Regions from separate parts of the Homo sapiens genome. Here region 2 is linked to region 1. A link is an interaction called in ENCODE POLR2A ChIA-PET data of the cell type or tissue named here. Cell type or tissue: MCF 10A. All regions are shown on one strand.

The links. Peaks named below come from ENCODE experiments on the same cell type or tissue, not always from the same donor. Only the 100,000 strongest peaks of a DNase experiment are listed, where the experiment ranks them.
Region 2: POLR2A ChIA-PET joins it to region 1 with 7 read pairs; 1 of 35 experiments calls an interaction of 5 or more read pairs at or near these places.

What each region holds. Positions count from the first base shown.
Region 1 is chr5:158,380,366-158,385,365 of GRCh38, reverse strand. All of the region lies in intron 1 of LINC02227 (long intergenic non-protein coding RNA 2227), which reads left to right. Among named protein-coding and RNA genes, the nearest start is that of LINC02227, 27 kb to the left of the region's middle. In MCF 10A, no CTCF peak of the experiment used is centred here; DNase peaks (open chromatin) are centred at 155, 2,715 and 4,535.
Region 2 is chr5:158,081,803-158,086,802 of GRCh38, reverse strand. No RefSeq gene overlaps it. Among named protein-coding and RNA genes, the nearest start is that of CLINT1, 230 kb to the right of the region's middle. In MCF 10A, no CTCF peak of the experiment used is centred here; a DNase peak (open chromatin) is centred at 2,242.

The DNA of each region.
Region 1 (5,000 bases):
GTGTCTCAAATTCCACATATGAGTAAGAGGGTCTGATTCACTCACTTAGTCATCACCTCATACAGAGCCCCTGCACTGGACAAACCTCTCAGGCCAGGCTACTTCATGGCCAGTGGGCTACTCAGCCCATACACTGGTGCTTTTGGCCTTGATCCAATCAGTTGTGTGCAGGGTGGCATGATTGCATGACAGAACATGGAATTGTAGAGGTCAGGAAGTGCTGAGGCTGCTTCTCTGAAATGGGGCTGAAAGCAGGGCAGGCACTCCAAGACTCATACACATTCTTTTCCAGTACATTCATCAAAATAATATTTGTGGTTATGACAGAAGGATGGGGGAAAAATAAATTCATTACAGTTGGATTTGGCTCCATGAGATGGAAAACCCCAAATTACAATGGTTTCAACACAGGAGGGTTTATTCTCTCAAGTAGAAGAAGTCTGGGATGGCAAGTCACAAAGTCATTAGAAATTCAAGTGCATTCTAACTTCCTGCTCTTCATCATAGCACATAGTATGGAAGTCATTATTTATGTTCACTAATACTCTTTTTCTTCCCTCGTTTTGGGAACATGATAGGACTTCACTTCCTTCCCCTTTGAATGTTGGTGTGTCATGTGACTTGCTTTGGAAAAGTGAACTATAAAGGGAAGTAACATGAATCACTTCTAAGCAGAAGCTTTAAGAGTCAGTGCACAATCCATTATACATCCTTCCACCTACTATTGTGATTTTGAAAGCACATGTTGAGAGAAAGCTGCCATCAGCCTGGGTGATGGAGTGACTCTAGTTAGCACAGGTTCTTTGTTGAAGTCTATTGGATATTTAGGTGAGGTAGAAATAGAATATCATTGAGGTTAGGGGACTGTTTGTTATTATAGCATAACCTGGTCCATTCTGACTAAATACATATAGGCATCATCAAAATCACTTCCTGGTCCACTATGGCTGCTAGAGATTTAGCCATCACCTTCATGTCCCATCAAGAAGGAAAACTAGAGAAGGGCAAAAGGGCCAAACTTCCTAGTGAAGTCATCTCCCTTACGGAGTCTTCCTGGAAGTCCCACACAATGTTTTAACTTAAATTGCTCAGAATTTAGTTACACAGCCAATGTATTGATAACTGGCTGCAAAGGGTTCTGGGTAATGTAGTCTTTTAGCAGCACATTGTTGCACTGAATGTAATTAAGGCTGAGTTTCTAAGAAGGAGAAAAAAGATATTAGATAATCAACCAACACCATCTGCCGTAAAATATGACCCTCACTTTCTTCTTTTATTTATATTTTCTTAATTTCTTAAATAAAAACTTTTATAATTTCATATAAGAAAAAAGTTATTGGGACCTTCTTATTTATTCATCGGGACAGCTCAAAGTCTCTCTTAATCACCCCCATAGAAGCCCAGTCTTTCCCCTCTAAGTTCTCCCTAAATCTCATATGCCCCACCCTTCATTTTCTGATCACATTTGCCATCATGTCATAGTTTCATACCTACCCTACAACAGATCCCCTGAGGGCAGGGCTCAGCTCTTATTTCCTTCAGTCTTCTAAGATTCATTTCATGTATGGTAGATGTTCTATATTGGAAGGAGGAAGGACAAAAGGCTATTTCTCAACTGCTATTTATTTTTATTTTCAAATCCCAAATTGGAAGCAGAATTAGCTAATACTTTCACCAGAGTAAGTATATTAAGGAAGTGCCTAAGTGCAAAGCACCACGTTCCTATCCTGGTCAGAGTTCAGACAGTAAACCAGCTTCACAGACATTTAAGAGGGGCAACAATGTGACTTCCATGGAAACATGGACAGGTCAAATCTAGGTATGTTTGAACTTAAGAGACATATGGACAGATTGTTCTGGCAGCTGACTGTCATGAAGACTAGCACAGGAATGTCATCCAGAAGATGCCAGAGCTTCCCTCCACACTGCCCATGCCTGCTGGCCACCTTACATGTGACACCTTTTTAGAATAAAGTGCATGATAGCATTTAGTAACTAAAGTCCCTGAAATTGCATCCAAGTAAATTTCATAGAAAATTTCAATCTACAGCAGAGTATTGTGGGAAGAACTTGATGTACTGGCATTACCCTCTAGGCAAAAGTGTTTCAAATAAGTAAGAGGAGACTGAAAAAAGTCCCACATAATTGGGGCAGGAAAGAGGATCCTTATTCTAGAATGGCAGTCCAAAATAACAAATCGAAGAGCTACCACCCTGAGTACTGTTATATGTGCTATGCACCAGGCACTAAGCTAAGCACTTTATATATATTGCTCATTTTATTCCTACAATGTCCCCATATGACTGGTAGTATTTTAACGCCTATTTCTAAAAATCAAGCTAACAAAAGAGCTCAGGGCTTTTAGGAGATCAGTTATAGTGATGGTCCCATTTAAAAGCCCCCATAGGCACATTCTTTGGTGACTTTGTGGCTCCTCTTATCAAGGGATTGAGCCTATTTTCCCATTTCTTGGATCAAGGCTGGTTTCATAATTGCTTTGGACAAAACAGTTTCATAGAAGCAACAGTTCTGAGCTCTGAGAACAGTGCTAGTTCTGAGTCTATATCTTGAGAGGGCTTGCATGCTTCTCTTGCCTCTCTTAAAACTTTGCTGCTGCATGTAAAAAGCCTGGGCAAGCCTGCTATATTGTGGAGGCTCACGGAGCAGAGATGAGTCATACTAGCTGGGATCATCTTCAACCAGCCAGCCCCCAGCTGACTCACCAGCTGACCACAGAAGTATAAGGGAGCCCAGCCAGGTTCAGCAGAACCACCCAGCCAACCCCTAGACTCTTGAGCAAAAATAAATGTTTATTGCTGTATGCCACTGAGGTGCTGAAGTTGTTTGTTAAGCAATATTATTGTGGCACTAGAAAACCGGTAAAGGGATAAATAAGTAACTTCCTCAGGGTCACCTACCTAGTAAATGGCAGAGCTAAGGTTTGAACCAAGTGTGTCTAACTTCAGAACCTGCCACATGTGCAGAAGACTCGAGAAAGAAAAAAACCCCTCTCAATATGAAAAGTTCCTCAGGATCTCCAGTCTCCTAGTCAGAGGCCCTGTGTTCCAACCTGGGGTCTCTCTTAAGTAGTCCAGGCCTCTGGACCTTGGTTTCTTTATCTTTAAAATGGGCATAATAAATATTTATTTTAACAAGATTCCTGTTAGCATCCAATGAGTTACCTGATGTGAAAGCATTTCACAAATGGCTATGCAGATGCTGACTGGGTTAATGATCAGGCACATCACCCTCTCTACCCCTGCCAATATTCAACTACCCAGGGCATCTCTGCCTGGAAAAGGCTTTGCCTGGAAGTCCTCCACACTTCTCCACTCAGATTAATTATGGAGTGTGGGTGTGCCTGTGGAGGAGAGGGTGTGGATGGTTTGTCTTTGCAGCAGCCCCACTGCTGATAGCAGAAAAGCTTTAGCTGAGTTTGAAATGGGATAAAAAGGGAGAGAAAAAAAACAACCAACAGCTAAAGCTGCTATCAAACTCACAGAGGCCCTTAATGGTGATTTAATGCTGGAAGATCTAGCTTGCCACAAGACTGTGACAGGACTGTATTTTTTTCTGTCAGGGTTAGGTGAGTGGTAGTGTGGCCGCATTTAAAGGCGACAGAGAGGGGTTGGTGGAAGGGGCATTAATCACGTACCTTGGAGCATGGTCTGGACTATAAGCGGAATTAAAGGGACAGGGAGACCAGGAGATGACTGAGGAATGACCCTTGGGGCTGAACATTATCAAGGAAACACAAAAAGGAGGGCAGATCCACCCTTTGCCTGCACTTACTCCTCTCATTTGTATACCTAAGATCCTCGTCCCTGCATCCCTCACACTAGTTCCAGCAAAGCCTTTACAGAGGCAATTTAGTGTCCCTGGTGGTTCCAGATGTGGTCTCAGCATGCAAAAGATCAGGATTCAGAAGCACCACATGCACACCTTACAGTGTCTAGTTAACTCTTCCTTTCACCTTTTGCACATCTAAATACTTTTGAAAAACATACTCAGATTTAATATTTAACCCCAGAAACTACCCAGTACTGTGCACATACCAGCATGCATTTGTTCATTCACTTATCAAACACTATTTGCACTGCCTATTATGTGCCAGGCACTGTGCTAGGCCCAGGGGATGCAAAATTGAGTGACATACGGTACCTGCCCTCAAGGAGAACCCAGCCCATCAGAGAAGCATAATTGGAGGAGAAGGCTTATTTGAACTTGGAAAATCAGAAACTGTTTCCTGGAGGAAGTAGCATCTGAGCTGAGGCATGCAGGATGAGGGGGCTGAGAAGCATGCACAGGCACAGAGGTAAGAAGCAGCATGGTGTGTGGGGAAACGGGTGTAGCTGGAGACACAGGGAAGAGAACCGAGGGGCTGGAGAAGAGTCTGAAAGGAAGGCAGGACTCAGTCACGGTGGACAGGTGGGAGCTTGTAAGCCAATTAGAGGAGTCTGCAGGTGGTGTGAGACCAGCAAGGGCTTAAGCAGAGAGGTATTATGGTTTAGTTTTCTCCACCTCTACGACTGGCACCACCCACCTGCTTGTGCCAAAAACCTGAGTCAACCTCGTACTCATCCACCTCCCTCCTTTCTCTGCATAGCCAATCCATTAGAAAATCCTATACATTCTTCCCCTAGTACACAGCCACTGGTCTTCACCTCACTGCCCCCATACCTCCCAAAGCCATCTCCTAAGAGCTCCCTACTGCCACTCTGGCGTATCCCTGTTCTCCCCTGCAGACAAAGTCTTCTTTTCTAAACATAAATCAGAAAGCATCTCTTTTCTGCTGAAAACTTCCCAAGGGCTTCCTGAGGGCTAAAATCTCAGCATCTATCTCCTTGTGCTCCACAGTGCTTTATGTAATCAGGCCTCTGCCCACCCCTTTGGCCTCCATTCCCTGAACCCGGGCTCACCCACCCCGCCCTGGCCATGTGGAAGCACCTGCCGCTCCTTCAATAACGGGCACTCAGGCCCAACTCACATCTCACTGCCTT
Region 2 (5,000 bases), 300 kb after region 1:
CAAGTGATACACATCTGACTCAAACTGGCTTAAACAATAAGGAATGTCACTGGCTCAGGCAAGGTGAAATTCGGAAGTGATGCAGGATTTGGGTGTGGTACCATCAGGGCTCCAGCTCTGTTTTCCTTGATTCTCAGCTGTGTCCTCCTCAGTAGAGAGATAAAGATCAATATAGATGATAGAAAGTATAGAAATAGATACAGATAGAGCTGTAGGTATAACTATGCATCTACTATTTCCAGGTTTTTCTATTCCTCTTTGTCCCCAAAATGTTTCTAGCTTTGTTCACTAGGTTTCTTCCTCTCTCCAGCTCTTTGGGACAAATTCTGCTAAAATCAGACTAGTTCCTTAGACTTCATGACATAAGGCAGCAGGGATAGATGAACAAAGGCTAGAATGAAGATGTCATGTTCTGGGAATTTTATAAAATTCTAGAAAAGGAGAAGCCACAAGGAATGAAGGAATTAGATGATTAGAGAAGAGGGTATTTTTTAAAAGAGCTTTTGTGGCAGACGTATCCCCTTCCTAATGTTTGGGAAACAGACTCTCCAATAAATGGTGCTGGAAAAACTGGATGTCTACATGCAAAAGAATGAAATTGGACCCTTAGCTTATACCATACAAAAAAAATTTAACTTTAAATGGGTCAAAATTTTAAATGTTAAGACTTGAAACTATAAAACTCCTAGAAGAAAGCATAGGGGAAAAGTCTTTGACACTGGTCCTGGCAATGATCTTTTGGATATGACACCAAAAGCACAGGCAAAAATAAAAATAAAAATAAAAATAAACAGTGGGATTATATCAAGCTAAAAGCCTCTGGACAGCCAAGGAAACAATCAGCAAAATGAAAAGGCAACCTACAGAATGGAAGAAAATATTTGCAAACCATATATCTGATAAAGGATTAATAATCCAAAATATATAAGGAACTCAAACAATAGCCAAAAAGCAAATAACCCAATTTAAAAATGGGCAAAGGATCTGAATGGACATATTTTCAAAGAAGACATACTAACGGCCAATAGTTCTATGAAAAGATACTCGACATTCACCATCATCAGGGAACTGCAAATCAAAAGCACAGTGAGATATTACCTCACATTTTTAGCATGACTATTATTTACAAAATAAGAAATATAACAAATAGTGAGGATGTGAAGAAAAGGGAACCCTGGTGCACTGTTGATGGGAATGTAAGTTAGTACAGCCATTATGGAAAACAGTATGGAGGCTCCTCAAAAAAGTAAAAGTGGAACTTCCATATGATCCAGCAATCCCACTTATGGGTATATATCCAAAGGAGAGGCAAACAGCATCTCAAGAAGATACCTGCACTCCCATGTTCATTGCAACATTATTCATAATAGTCAAGATACGGAAACATCCTAAACGTCCACCGGTACATGAAAGGATAAAGAAAATGTGGCACATACGTACAATGGAATATTATTCAGGTGCCATCTGTAGCAACATGGATGAACCTGGAGGACATTACGCTAAGTGAAACAGGCCAGACACAGAAACATAAATACTGTACGATCTTATTTATATGTGGAATCTAAAACAGTCAAATTCACAGAAGCAGAGAGAGAATAGTGGTTATGAGGGGCCGAGGGGAGGGGAAGATGGGAAGGTGATGGTAAAAGTGCACACGGTTTCAGTTATGTCAGATAAATAAGTTCTGGAGATCTACTGTACAGGATAGTGGCTATAGCTACCAATATGGTACTACATGCTTAAAATTTGCTAAGAGGATAGATCTTATGTTAAGTACTCTTATCCCAAAAAATTTAAAGAAGAGAGAAAAGAGCAGGAGGGGAAGAAAAAGGATATAAAGAAAAAGAAGAAAGAGGAGATGACAAAGATGAAAGAGAAGGAGGAAAGGGCAAGAGGAAACTTGAGGAGGGAAGGGATATGTTTATGGCCTTAATGATGGTGATGGTTACACAGGTGTATACTTATCCCCAAACTCATCAAGTTGTATATATTAAATATGCACAGTTTTCCAAAATAAAATTGGGTTTAATGTTTTTTTAAAATGTTGGAGCAATTCTAATAAAGAACTTGAGTTGTTTTGAATTGACGTTTTGGGGTTTTTAACTAAGTCCTTTGATTGCAACATAGCTCTGAGACTGGCCTATGTGAGTCCTGGCTTCAGTAGGGTTACACACCCACCCACAAACATACACACACATGCACACACACGGCATAAGCTCAACAACCCTGTTTCCCACACCCTTTAGGGACAAGCTTGTCGTGATCTGCTCCAATTCTGACCTTGTCCAGGCATGTCAAAAGGAAAAAGACTGGAATTTTGGCAAGCCACTTTTTAAAGGTCATTGACCTCTGGTTTACACTACAGTTCAAACCACAACTCTGTACCATAAATCATTATTATTAAAAGCAGCTTGGGTGCAGTGTAAAGGTCTTGGATTTATAAGCAAGAGACATGGGCTGAAATCACTGTTCTATAGCTCACTAGCTGAGTGATCGCTACCGTGTTTCTTAACATCCCTTTAACATCTGTTTAAAAGGCATCATAGTGCCAACTTTAACAGGTTACTGCAAAACTGTGGACTCCATGCATGTATGAGCCTTACAGGTAGAATATTCTTTATTCGTTTTTGTATTTTTAAGACATAGCTCATGGATGGCAAATACACAGTCCTAATGCTGTAACTCTCTATGCACGGAAAACAAAGCTAATAAATAATTGTAATTTTTGCCACAAAATCTAAAACATAGGCACATTAAATAAGGAAGTATTGTTGAGCAAATGAATGAATGAACCCAGTGCTCTAAGCAGTCACTACCAACTGATCAGAGCTGGCTCTTGAGAAGATGCACAATAGCTACCCTTGGTCCTGGCCTTTATTCCAACTTTATCACAATGTATGTAACTGATTGCTTACCCACACCCTAGCGATCCACCACCCATTTTTGTAAATAAAATTTTACTGGAACACAGCCATACTCATTTGTCTACATATTTTTATGGTTGCTTTCACACTTGTGTGGTAGAGTTTAGTAGTTATAACAGAGAACCATATAGCTCACAAAGCTTTATAATTTTAGCCTTTATTTTAAAGTTTGCAAATCCCAGCTCCAGACCATGACTACCTTTAAGGTAGAAGCTATATGCTTCATCTTCTTATCCCCAGCACCTAGCAAACAGACATGAAGGATAATTATTTTAACACATGTTGGGGACTCAAAGAATACTGATTACATATGAAATGATGCGTTCACTAGAATTAACCATTCAGATTCTTATCTGGGCTCTCAGGTGTTGAAAAACAAGGCAGTCCACATTCATCAGGAGAAGGGCCATGGCAAGCATCAGAGGCCCAAAGACAAACTGCCAAGTAGTGGCCTAAGGTATTTGGGGTGAGGATGTACAACTGAGGGCAAAAGGAGACCCCAGACCAAGAAGAGAGCATGCACAGAGCACAAAGGAGCAACTCCAAAGTCCAATCTGGTCTTCACTCTACTTCTGCTGAAAACGGGCACTGCCAAATAAAAGTCTTTTCATTGAGAACCTCAAAGTATCCTCTGTGGACAATTTACATCAAAATCATCTGAGGAGTTTGTTCACATAAAAATGCCTAGGAATTATCCAAGACTTAAGACTGCATAAACCCCAAGGGTGGAGTCCAGCACTCTGCCTGGTTAACAAGTTCCCCGGGTGCTTTTCCTACTCATTCATTTTTACAACCACTGACTTCAAGAGTATGCACTCTTCCCAAGTGAGAGTTCCTAACAAATATTTATCTCAGATGGTTCCCTTGTCACACATATTTTCATCTAAAGACTTAAGAGCAAGGCATTCTTCCTGAAGATCTGATTATTATCTGTTGAGAGATGCTTTTACTGTGTCCACACAGTGCCAAATGCCTGCTCAACCCAACCAAAAATACCAGGAGAAGGTTTGCCTCAATAACCTGGCCAGTCAGAAATTGATTGATGATCCAAGAGTCTCAAGAAGACATAGGCTCGGGGAGAGACAAGGGCAATGTGGGGAGTGTCCAGTGGAATGATAGTGTCTTATTGGAAAGTATCTTTTTCCCCAAAATAACCAAGATAAATGATTTGTGACTGTGACATAGGACAAAGGATTTCAGTATAACAGAGACGACTATGGAAAAAATGCAACTAGTAAATCACTCTATGGAGAAAAACAAAAAGGAAACAGTTCAGAATGAGTGCCTCCAGAGATAAAAATCACCTCTCTGAGATATTTTTGTGAAAAAAAAATTCCTTTAGAAATATTGGGAAATAATTTATGGTAGGAAAAAAAGGCCATTATAAACCAAATGGTCTTCCCACATGATAGCAAAGTATATATTTAACATGGGCTCGTTATACCTTATTTACTATCAATTCTAACTAGGTTTTCCTTTGCTGCCAAGGTTTAGCCCCAAGGGTGTTAAATCTAAAGCCAACCCATTCTTCTCAAGGCTGTAAACGTCCATGAAAGGGGTTACGAAGTGAAAATAGACTCCTCCCCTGCCCCTGCCCATGAGACTCATTTCTAGACTCTTCAATGGCAGCCATTCATTACTTGTGTGCCCGGGATATTCATACTACCTACCAACTATGCCCACTCAGACTCTAGAAGCAGAATTCAGAAAAAACATACATGCAAAAAATTTTTAAAGAACTGCAAAATGAGTAAAATGGCATTGGGAAAACTAAGTAATCGTCTGGGAAAATAAATAATGTTTAATTCCCAAATCACTCCCTATACCTAAAAGTAGTTCAGATTAATCAAAGATTAAACCAGAAAATATGTGGCCATAAAGGTTCTAGTAGAAAACTTGGGGGGAAATGTTATAATTTTATCATGGAGAAAGTATGTCTGTGTGTAACACAAAATTCAGATGCCAGAATGAAGTAAAGATGAATTTTACCCCACAAAATTCTACATAAAAGAAAATACTGGAAGAAGAAACAAAGATAAATAACAAACTGGAGGAAACTAGGTGGCAATGCATATT